Linked DNA regions of Homo sapiens: region 2 is linked to region 1. A link is an interaction called in ENCODE POLR2A ChIA-PET data of the cell type or tissue named here. Cell type or tissue: HepG2. All regions are shown on one strand.

Region 1 (5,000 bases):
AAAATGCCTCAAGTGAGCATGCATGCGACTCCAGTAAATGCACTGTGCGTACAGCCCCTCCCAAGTGCTGGCAGGCCACTGCGCATGCAGGCAGCTGACCCCAAGGGAAGACTCAGGGGAGAAGTAATGCAACTCCGGAAGCATGCCAACATAGAAAACCCCAAGTCAAAGGTCACACCATGCACTTGAATCTCTCAAGTTGCCTGCTTGGCCCTCTTCCAAGTCTACTTTACTTCCTTTTGTTCCTGCTCTAAAACTTTTTAATAAACTCTCACTCCTGCTTTAAAACTTGCCTAGGTCTCTCACTCTGCCTTATGCCCCTTGGACAAATTCTTTCCTCTGCAGAGGCAAGGATCGAGTCTGCTGCAGACCCAGGCGGATTCACCACTGCTAACAATCACGGTACTGCATTCCAGCCTTGGCGACAGAGTGAGACTCCGTCTCTAAAAAACAAATAAAAACCTTTACTTCTCAGAACTGTCAAAAGGAATAGAGACTCGAGGGGGAAATCTGGTGAGCAATCCACTAGCCCCCGGCTAGGCTTCTGGACACTGTATTTAGCCAATAGGAATGCTATGGCCTCTTTGTATTGGTTCTTTCAAGTTAAGGGGACAGAAAATATAAAGACAAAAGGTTCATATTTTTCCTTTAAAAAATGTTTTCCATACAAATACTCAACGTACAATATTCAACTCCCCAGAAGCTTGATCTTTGGAAAATATTCCCCCTTAGCCCTCTGGCTCTTTCTGAGAGGCTCCTCTGTGGTGGTTTCAAACCTGAGGTCAACAGCCCCCACACCCACCCATCTTTGTTAGGCTACCACAGTGCTGCCCTCTAGAGGACAATATCTGCTGGGCACAGCTGTCCTTGGCTGGCTGTCCCTTCTGCCAACCTCAACCTGACCTCAAGGAAGGGAACCCTAGTCCTCTTTGATCCTCAGGCCCAAAGATGGTTTAGACCCTTTCTTCACAGCCCAGAAGAGAACACCAGGCTGGGAAGTGAATGAGACTTTTCCAAAGGGTTGGTTATAATAGAAGGGAAGTGAATAGGCCACTGACTAACACTGGATGGGGCTGTTGGCAGAACTGTCAGCCCCCAACCGCCTCAGGCGACCCTGCAGCTGGCCTAACTTCCCTCCCTAGCCACACGCCCTGGGAATGCTAAGGCCTCCCTCTGTTTCTGAGGCCAAACTCTCAGGGAGGATTTTTTTGTCCCCCAGCCTAAAGCCCACCTCACCAACCCCACATGGGAAACTCTACTCTCCAGGCAGTGGCCCGCTTTGTCCTCAGCAGCATTCCCCACAGGATGTCACACATAGTTCTACTGTGTGGGCCATCGGAGCTGCCAAAAGGAGCAGTCAAGTCCAGGTCCTCAGCCCACCTGCCTGCCTGCCTTCCAGTCCCTTCTTTGCCCTGGCTCCACATTGTCTAAAAACTGCTGCTCAGAGCTCCAAAAGAACAAACAATAATTCTGGGGACACCAGTTAGCCTAATATTACACAGACTAAAGTAACATTTCTCTCCAAAAAGCCCCAACTTCTGGGAGACTAGCAGATACTGGGTGGCTGAGGCAGGAGGGTCACTTGAGCCCAGGAGTTTGAGACCAGCCTGGGCAACATAGTGAGACCCCATCCCTACAAAAAAAAAAATTAGCCAGGCATGGTGGCACGCACCTGTAGTCCCAGCTACTCAGAAGGCTGAGACGGGAGGATCCCTTGAATCCAGGAATTTGAGGTGGCAGTGAGCCATGATTACACCACTGCACTCAGCCTGGTGATAAAGTGACTCTGTCTCAAAAAAAAAAAAAAAAGTACAGCATGCTCCTTCTTTTTTAACTGTTGCATGTATGACCAGTGTTTTTATCTGGAAAGATACTTCCTTTTTCTTTGATGGAACAAGACTTTTCACTCCCCGCTCTGAGACTGTGTTCAGGTTTCCCCCGAAGGGTGAGGGGTGGGCCCTGCCTTTCTATTTGCACTGGGCCTGATAACTTCACAGAGCAAAGTACAGTCTTTCTTGGAGGCCCCACCATCTCCACCCCAGAGGGCAGAAACTGCTTGTGACATTACATGAGTTTTTCAGATTCCAGAAGCCGGAGAGCTCCATCTTTGTCCCATTAACCCTGTTGGCCAGGAAATGTCCCTGCATCTACTACTGGCTCTCCTGGGTGATGGGTGTGGGGATGGCATGACCTTGTCCTCAGTGTCATCCAGAAAGGATGAGGGGGACAGGTGTCATAGCAGGAGTATTAGTTCATTCTCACATTGCTAACAAGACATACCTGAGACTGGGTAATTTATAAAGGAAAGAGGTTTAATTGACTCACAGTCCCGCAAGGCTGGGGAGGCCTCAGGAAACTTACAATTATGGCAGAAGGGGAAGCAAACCCGTCTTTCTTACGTGATGGCAGCAAGGACAAGTGCGGAGCAAAAGGGAGAAAAGCCCCTTATAAAACCATCAGATCTCATGAGAACTCACTATCACAAGAACAGCAGCATGGGGGAACCACCCCCACAATTCAATTACCTCCCACTGGGTCCCTCCCACAATAAGTGGGGATTACGGGAACTACAATTCAAGATGAGATTTCGGTGGGGACACAGCCAAACTATCCATATCACCAGGGGAGGTGGTATTCTTGTGTTTAAGCAGTAGTAACTCCCCTCCCTTCCCCTCCCTTCCGCTCTCTTCCCCTCCCCTCCCCTCCTCTCCTCTCTCTTTTCACGGGACTGGGCTGATTTGAGGAGTCTTCTAATTCTCCTCTCCCTGGTCTCAAGCAGCCCCTGGTCTTTGGTGTCTGTCCCCACTGTGGTCTCGGGTACAGGCAGGGGTACCCAGCACTTTGGTGTCTGCCCCCACTGTGGTCTGGGGTACAGACGAGGGTGAAGTGTAGCCACTCCCGGTCAACTCCAGTTCCTGAACAAATGTTATTTCTATTCCATTTATGTTCCAGGCAGAGGAAATGTAGAAGCACTTAGACAAACATGTGCAATCTTCAAGAGAGTTCCCTTGACATTTTGCTGACTTTTACAACTGTGATCCTGCGAGGAGAAAAGGAGTTTTTGTTCACAGGTGGACTCACTGAAACACCAGCCTTCAGGGAAGCCCATGGAGGTCTTTCCTTCGTGGTTCCCATTTGCCTAGCAGGAGTTCCCTAATGGGCCTACATCACCTCAGGCCTAGGCCGGCTTGTGGCTTGCTTGCCATCCAGTAGCAGGTCACGTGGGTTGTGGCATCATTAGTTACAAGCTGCAATACAAAATAATAGTAACAAAGTAGATGGGGAAATTTCCACATGCATCACAGGTAGTAAGATAAGTATTACTTCATTAAACGTTTGCTTCAGTTATGTGTGTGTGCTTGTGTGCGTGTGTGTACACCGGATTACAATACAAAAATGCATCTTTCAGCTGGGTGCAGTGACTCATGCCTGCAATCCCAGCACTTTGGGAAGCGGAGGCAGGAGGATTGCTTGAACTCAGGAGTTTGAGACCAGCCTGGGCAACATAGTGAAACCTCGTCTCTACTAAAAATCAAAAAAATTAGCCGGGTGTGGTGGTGCCTACCTGTAGTCCCAACTACTCGGGAAGCTGGGGTAGGAGGCTCGCTTGATTGCTTGAGGCTGCAATGAGCCATGATGAGGCCACTGCACTCCAGCTTGGGCAACAGAGTGAGACCCTGTCTCAAAACAAAACAAAACAAAAAGCGGCCAGTGCAGTGGCTCATGCCTGTAATCCCAGCACTTTGGAAGCCCGAGGCGGGCAGATCACCTGAGGTTGGGAGTTTGAGACCAGCCTGGCCAACGTGGTGAAACCCCGTCTCTACTAAAAATACAAAAATTAGCCGGTCGTGGTGGCAGGAGCCTGTAATCCCAGCTACTTGGGAGGCTGAGGCAGGAGAATCGCTTGAACCCGGGAGGTGGAGGTTGCAGTGAGCCGAGACTGTGCCATTGCACTCCAGCCTGGGAAACAAGAGCGAAACTCAGTCTCAAAAAAAAAAAAAAAAAAGCACCTTTTTCTGTCAGTCACAATCATATTTGAAAGTCAGTGTTGGCTGGGTGCGGTGGCTCATGCCTGTAATCCCAGCACTTTGGGAGGCCGAGGCGGATGGATCACTTGAGGCCAGGAGTTCGAGACCAGCCTGGCCAACATGGTGAAACCCCATCTCTACTAAAAAAAAAAAATTACAAAAATTAGTCGGGCATGGTGGCGTGCCTGTACTCCCAGCTACTCGGGAGGTTGAGGTGGGAGAATTGTTTGAATTCGGGAGGCAGAGGTTGCAGTAAGCCAAGATCGCGTGCCACTGCACTCCAGCCTGGGGCGACAGAGTGAGACCCTGCCTCAAAAACAACAACAACAAAAAATTAGCTGGGGGTGGCGCACTCCTGTAATCCCAGCTACTCAGGAGGCTGAGGCAGGAGAATCGCTTGAACCCGGGAGGTGGAGGCTGCAGTGAGCTGAGATCGCGCCAATGCACTCCAGCCTGGGTGACAGAGCAAGACTCTGTCTCAGAAAAAAAAAAAAAAAAAAAGAAGGAAAGAAAATCAGTGTCATAGATCAATTTGATTCCTTATTTGTTTTCAAGGAGCATAGGACTGAAAGTAAAGTGCGGTAGTACTCCATTTCATTTGTTGCTTATTTGTCTTCTGGCCACTGTATTTTCCTGCACCACCACCACAAAGTGGACTTGCCTTATTTATACCATGTTTAAAGACATAGTTAAATCCAAAGAAGTAAGACTGGGAGTTTTGAAGGTTACCTGGGCAGTCAGGAGTTATTAGGTTGGTGCAAAAGTAATTGCGGTTTTTGCCATTACTTTCAATGGTAAAAATAATGTAATCGAGGTACTCTTCAGCCTGAAAAGGCAGGGTGAATTTTTATGTGCAGAGCAGGCCACTAATGAGTGCTGGACTCCTGCAGTGCAATTCTGTTTCATTCAATATGTTAATAACTATTGATAAGAATGTCTTTGAATGACCTTCTTGGTGTCTTGCAGTGATAC
Region 2 (5,000 bases), 270 kb after region 1:
ATTGTTATTACCACTAAATGGAAAATTCAGGCTATATACTGTGGAAGGAAAAAACAATGACATATATAAAATAAAATTTATTTTTGTTTACACTGCCATTCCCAAAGTTCATCGCTACAAACATATTGTAACACATAGATGTGTTGGTAACGCAATGTCACGATATTGTCTTAGAACTTACAGTAGTTTTCTATTTCTTACTAGATAAGTAAGGCCTCTTGTTGTCTTGGCCACACCTTGCCTCTTCTACCTACCTTGTCCACTGATGTTTCAAGAAAATCTTCCTCTCTAGGCAGAATGGTCTTATTATCACTCCCTGAGTACACCATTTTCTTTTTTACTTTTGTATATATTGCTTTTCATTTTCAAAACCTACCTTAATTCAAGGTTTCATTCCAATCCTACCTTCCCTGGAAGCCCCCTCAATGATTACCAGCCATATTAATGCCTTCCTTTGCTTTTCATTCTATAACAACTCTATATGGTCCATAACATTTAGCACATACAAACACCTCCCCCTCCCCCCACATACACCTATATATGTATACATGAATTTTGCCATATTATACATATTAATGAAACTATGCAAATATTAACAGCTAACATTTTCATAATGCTTTAAGGCTTATAACATATTTTTAAATCCAGTATCTCATTCATTCATTCATTCATTCAGTAGTTCAGTTTCCCAATATACCTGCTGCAGATATTATACTGAGGAAATAGAAACTTCTGGAAGGGAAAGTAAAGGAACTAACATACTTCCTATTCATGAGGCATCATAGGAAGCAGTCCTTGTTATGCCTCCCTTCATACTTATAACCACCCCATGAGGTCAGCATCATTTTCAAATAATTTGTCTAAGTGAGTGGACAAGTATGTGATAGGGACAAGATCGAAATCTCTGTCTAGCTATGTCCTGTGCTCTTCCCATTGATTATAGCTATACCTACTGGGTGTGCAAGGAACAAATGCACATCTTTAAGCCCTACAACAGTTCCATGATAGTGTAAAGTCCTAAAGAACAAGAAAAAATATATTTATACTTTCAATGTACCCCTACCTAATACTCAGCAGAAGACACACTGTAGACACCTAATGAACAGTTGATTCTATTATTTGATTCTCGGTGTGGTTTTATATAAATGAATGAAAATACTTTCACATTTATACAGGCTCTAAAAACTTTACCAAGTTTCCATTTCACACCTAAGGAACATTTTCCAATGTCAAATAGGATTCTTCTCCAAAATAATGTTTATAGTTGCCTAGTCTACTATAAACATTATTATAATGGTCTAGTCTACTCCCTAGTATGGCAGCACTCATTTTCCACCATCAGAAATAAAGCCTGGATGAACGTGATCATGCATCTTGGTGAGCAACTCTGATTATCTGTATGGTAAAATTCCTACAAGCTGAGTTGCTAGGACAAGGGGTATATACAATAGCATTTTTTTTTTGAGACGGAGTCTTGCTCTGTCGCCCAGGCTGGAGTGCAGTGGTGCATCTCGGCTCACTGCGAGCTCCGCCTCCTGGGTTCATGCCATTCTCCTGCCCCAGCCTCCCAAGTAGCTGGCACTACAGGCGCCCGCCACCACGCCCGGCTAATTTTTTGTATTTGTTTTAGTAGAGACGGGGTTTCACCGTGTTAGCCAGGATAGTCTCGATCTCCTGACCTCGTGATCCGCCCGCCTTGGCCTCCCAAAGTGCTGGGATTACAGGCATGAGCCACTGCGCCCGGCCTACAATAACACTTTTGATACATACACAAGACCAGAAACAGTTTAACAATTTATACTCCCACTACCATGTGTGAATGTGTCCCTTGCTCTACTAGGATAATGATTATTTTTTTTCCATCTTTGCCAATTAGATAAGAGGAAAAAAGTCATTCATGATTGCTTTAATTTGCATTTCCTTGATTACTACAGAGAGTAAATATTTTTCATTTCTTTGTCCTGTGGGGAGAAAAGAAACGCTATTTTAAAAACTGGCTGTAGTTTAAGCTGGTTAGTTGATCTATGAGGACTAAAAAACATCTCATAGCGAAGGAATCAGTTTTGCTTAGGCGTTTTCCTTTGTAATTGTGATATATGAGGGTAAGCACGATTCAACTTAGATGAGAGAGGGGTTAGGAAAAGGAGAGAGCTAAACTGATTGCATAATGAAGCAATAAGAATTTAGGCTCTTTCTGCCATCTCTCCATGCTGCCATAATGGTGTGCATGAATGTCCTGGCTGATGCTATCCAGAGCATCAACAATACCAAAAAGAGGCAAACACCAGGTTCTTATTAGGTTGTGCTCCAAAGTTACTGTCCAGTTTCTAACTGTGATGATGAAGCATGGTTACATTGGTGAATTTGAAATCACTGATGATCATAGAGCTGGGAAAATTGTTGTGAACCTGAGGTAGGTTAAACAAGTGTGGAGTGATCAGCCCCAGATCCCAGATTTGATGTGCAACCCAAAGATCTAGTAAAATGGCAGAATAACCTGTTCCTATCCCACCAGTTTGGATTCACTGTACTAACGACCTCAGCTGGCATTATGGACCATGAAGAAGCAAGATGAAAACATATAGGAGGGAAAATCCTGGAATTCTTTTTCTAGGGATGTAATATATACTTACAAATAAAATGCCTCAATGGACTCTGGTGTTTCCAAAAAGAATTTGGGAGATGTTCTGAGAGCTAGAGGACTTTCTGGAGGGACCCAGAAGGGATGAGGGAAAAGACGGAGCCTGGGGAGGAGGCAGCAAAGTGGTGAGAAGTATAAAGACTAAGGAGGGAACCAGTCCGTGAGAAATACTTGGAAATTATTTACTGCCCTGTGCTATAATTATCAGCAAGGATCAATCCATTTTGTCTGGTCATATCTGAAATACTGGTACTTGAAATGACAATCTCTACACATGTGCATACACACATGGGGGTATTTTTAGGTTTCTACTTTCTTCCACTGACTTGCCTATTCTTGCATCAAGTTACCATTTAAAATACTGTAGGGCCGGACACAGTGGCTCACACCTGTAATCTCAGCGCTTTGGGAGGCCGAGGCGGGCGGATAGCTTGAGGCCAGGAGTTCGCGACCAGCCTGGCCAACATGGTGAAACCCTGTCTCTACTAAAAAAATACAAAAAAATTAGCCAGGCATGGTGGCCTGCGCCTGTAGTCCTAGCTACTCTGAAGGCTGAGGCAGGAGAATCACCTGAACCCGGGAAGCAGAGGTTGCAGTGAGCTGAGATTGCACCACTGCACTCCAGTTGACAGAGCGAGACTCCATCTCAAAACAAAAACAAAAACATGGACAGACAAAATAAAATACTGTAGTAGCAGCTTTTAATATTTGGCAAAAAAAAATCTCATTATTCTTCACCAATTTTTTTTTTTTTTTTTTTTTTTTTTTTAGACAGAGTCTTGCTCTGTCACCCAGGCTGGAGTGCAGTGGCGCCATCTCAGCTCACTGCAACCTCTGCTTCCCAGGTTCAAGTGAGTCTCCTGCCTCAGCCTCTCAAGTAGCTGGGACTACACGTGCTTGCCACCATGCCCAGCTAATTTTTGTATTTTTTTGTAGAGACAGGATTTCACCGTCTTGGCCAGGCTGGTCTCGAACTCCTGACCTCAAGTGATCTGCTCACCTCGGCCTCCCAAAGTGCTGGGATTACAGGCACAAGCCACCACAACTGGCCTTCACCAACATTTTCTTATGATTTTTTTCTTCCCAGTTGACTTTTAAAATCATTTTGTCAAACTATAAAAAATCTTTGTATTTTGATTCAGATGGTAAATGTATAGGTTAACTTCTAGAAATTAACATTTTCTAATATTCTCATCAATGAACATGATATGTCTCTCCACTTCCTTTCATGTCTCTAAGTTATAGTTTTACGATTTTCTTTATATTGGTTTAAAGTATTTATTATTAGGCTTTTTCCCTGTACATGTTATATTTTAGTTGCTATTGTAAATGGGATCTTTCAGCCATTATATGTTTTTTTTTAATTCAATGCTTCATAACCACAGATATCAAACAAAACCACCTGTGCAACTTAGTAAATATACAGGCACATTCTTTGAAGGGTTACTCTGAAAGAGAGGCATCACTGTGAAAATATTTTTCTATTATTAAAGCTATTTGATTATTTATAATATTAATTGATATTAAAGTAAAAGAAGCAATCTACTAATTTTAAATTTCATGAGATATAGAAATAAAAACTAAAAATACTGTTATTTATGCAAATTTTATTCAACGAAATTTAAAATACACATATTCATAATACATACCATCCTGATATCCTAACCTTGAACCTTTTGAACAAAGTTGATGACTCAATTCTTTGATAAACTTTATTTGATAATATAATGATTCTACAAACTGACAAGGCATCTTTTATTGCTCTTCTCTTTGGCTTCCCATCTTGGGGTGCTTCTGGGGCTGTCAAGAACCCCCAAAGAACACATTGTGAATTTTCCTAGTTGGCTCCATTCTGAGGGAATGAAAGGAGAGGGAGAAGAAACCCTCCTATGGAAGAGTATGGGGGAGGTGGACTTCTATACTGTATGCAGAGAGAAATTAAGGGCAGTTTAGTCTGAATTGTGAAAAGTAATGGGATTATGAATGAGCTTAGCTGTCTCTCCTTTTCATCCATCTGAATTTTTAAAATTTATAATAAACATGCATTATTTATATAATTAAGAAATTATCCAAAACCAAACTCATCAAATAAACAAAACAGATCACAGGTCTTGAGGCACAAGGTATTACTGGCTGCACATTGAGGGAGATCAGAATATGCCACTCCAAAATATGCTGCTTTGGCAACAGGATTATCTGGAGTTGAAGGCACAAAATCACGTGCTATGATTTCACAGCAATGTCAAATTGCTGTAACAGTTTCTAAATGTTTACTGTCAATTTCTGTATGTATCTCATGGCAGACTGGTGACAGATTGGTACTTATCTGCAAATATCCTTGAAGAACACTGTTGTACAG

What was found. Peaks named below come from ENCODE experiments on the same cell type or tissue, not always from the same donor. Only the 100,000 strongest peaks of a DNase experiment are listed, where the experiment ranks them.
Region 2: POLR2A ChIA-PET joins it to region 1 with 8 read pairs; 2 of 35 experiments call an interaction of 5 or more read pairs at or near these places.

The regions. Positions count from the first base shown.
Region 1 is chrX:41,480,623-41,485,622 of GRCh38, forward strand. No RefSeq gene overlaps it. Among named protein-coding and RNA genes, the nearest start is that of CASK-AS1, 35 kb to the right of the region's middle. In HepG2, a CTCF peak has its summit at 825 (motif pointing left); DNase peaks (open chromatin) are centred at 829 and 2,059; H3K4me3 peaks cover 409 bases.
Region 2 is chrX:41,745,995-41,750,994 of GRCh38, forward strand. All of the region lies in intron 3 of CASK (calcium/calmodulin dependent serine protein kinase), which reads right to left. It also overlaps the pseudogene RPS15AP39. Among named protein-coding and RNA genes, the nearest start is that of GPR82, 24 kb to the left of the region's middle. In HepG2, no CTCF peak of the experiment used is centred here; no DNase peak of the experiment used is centred here.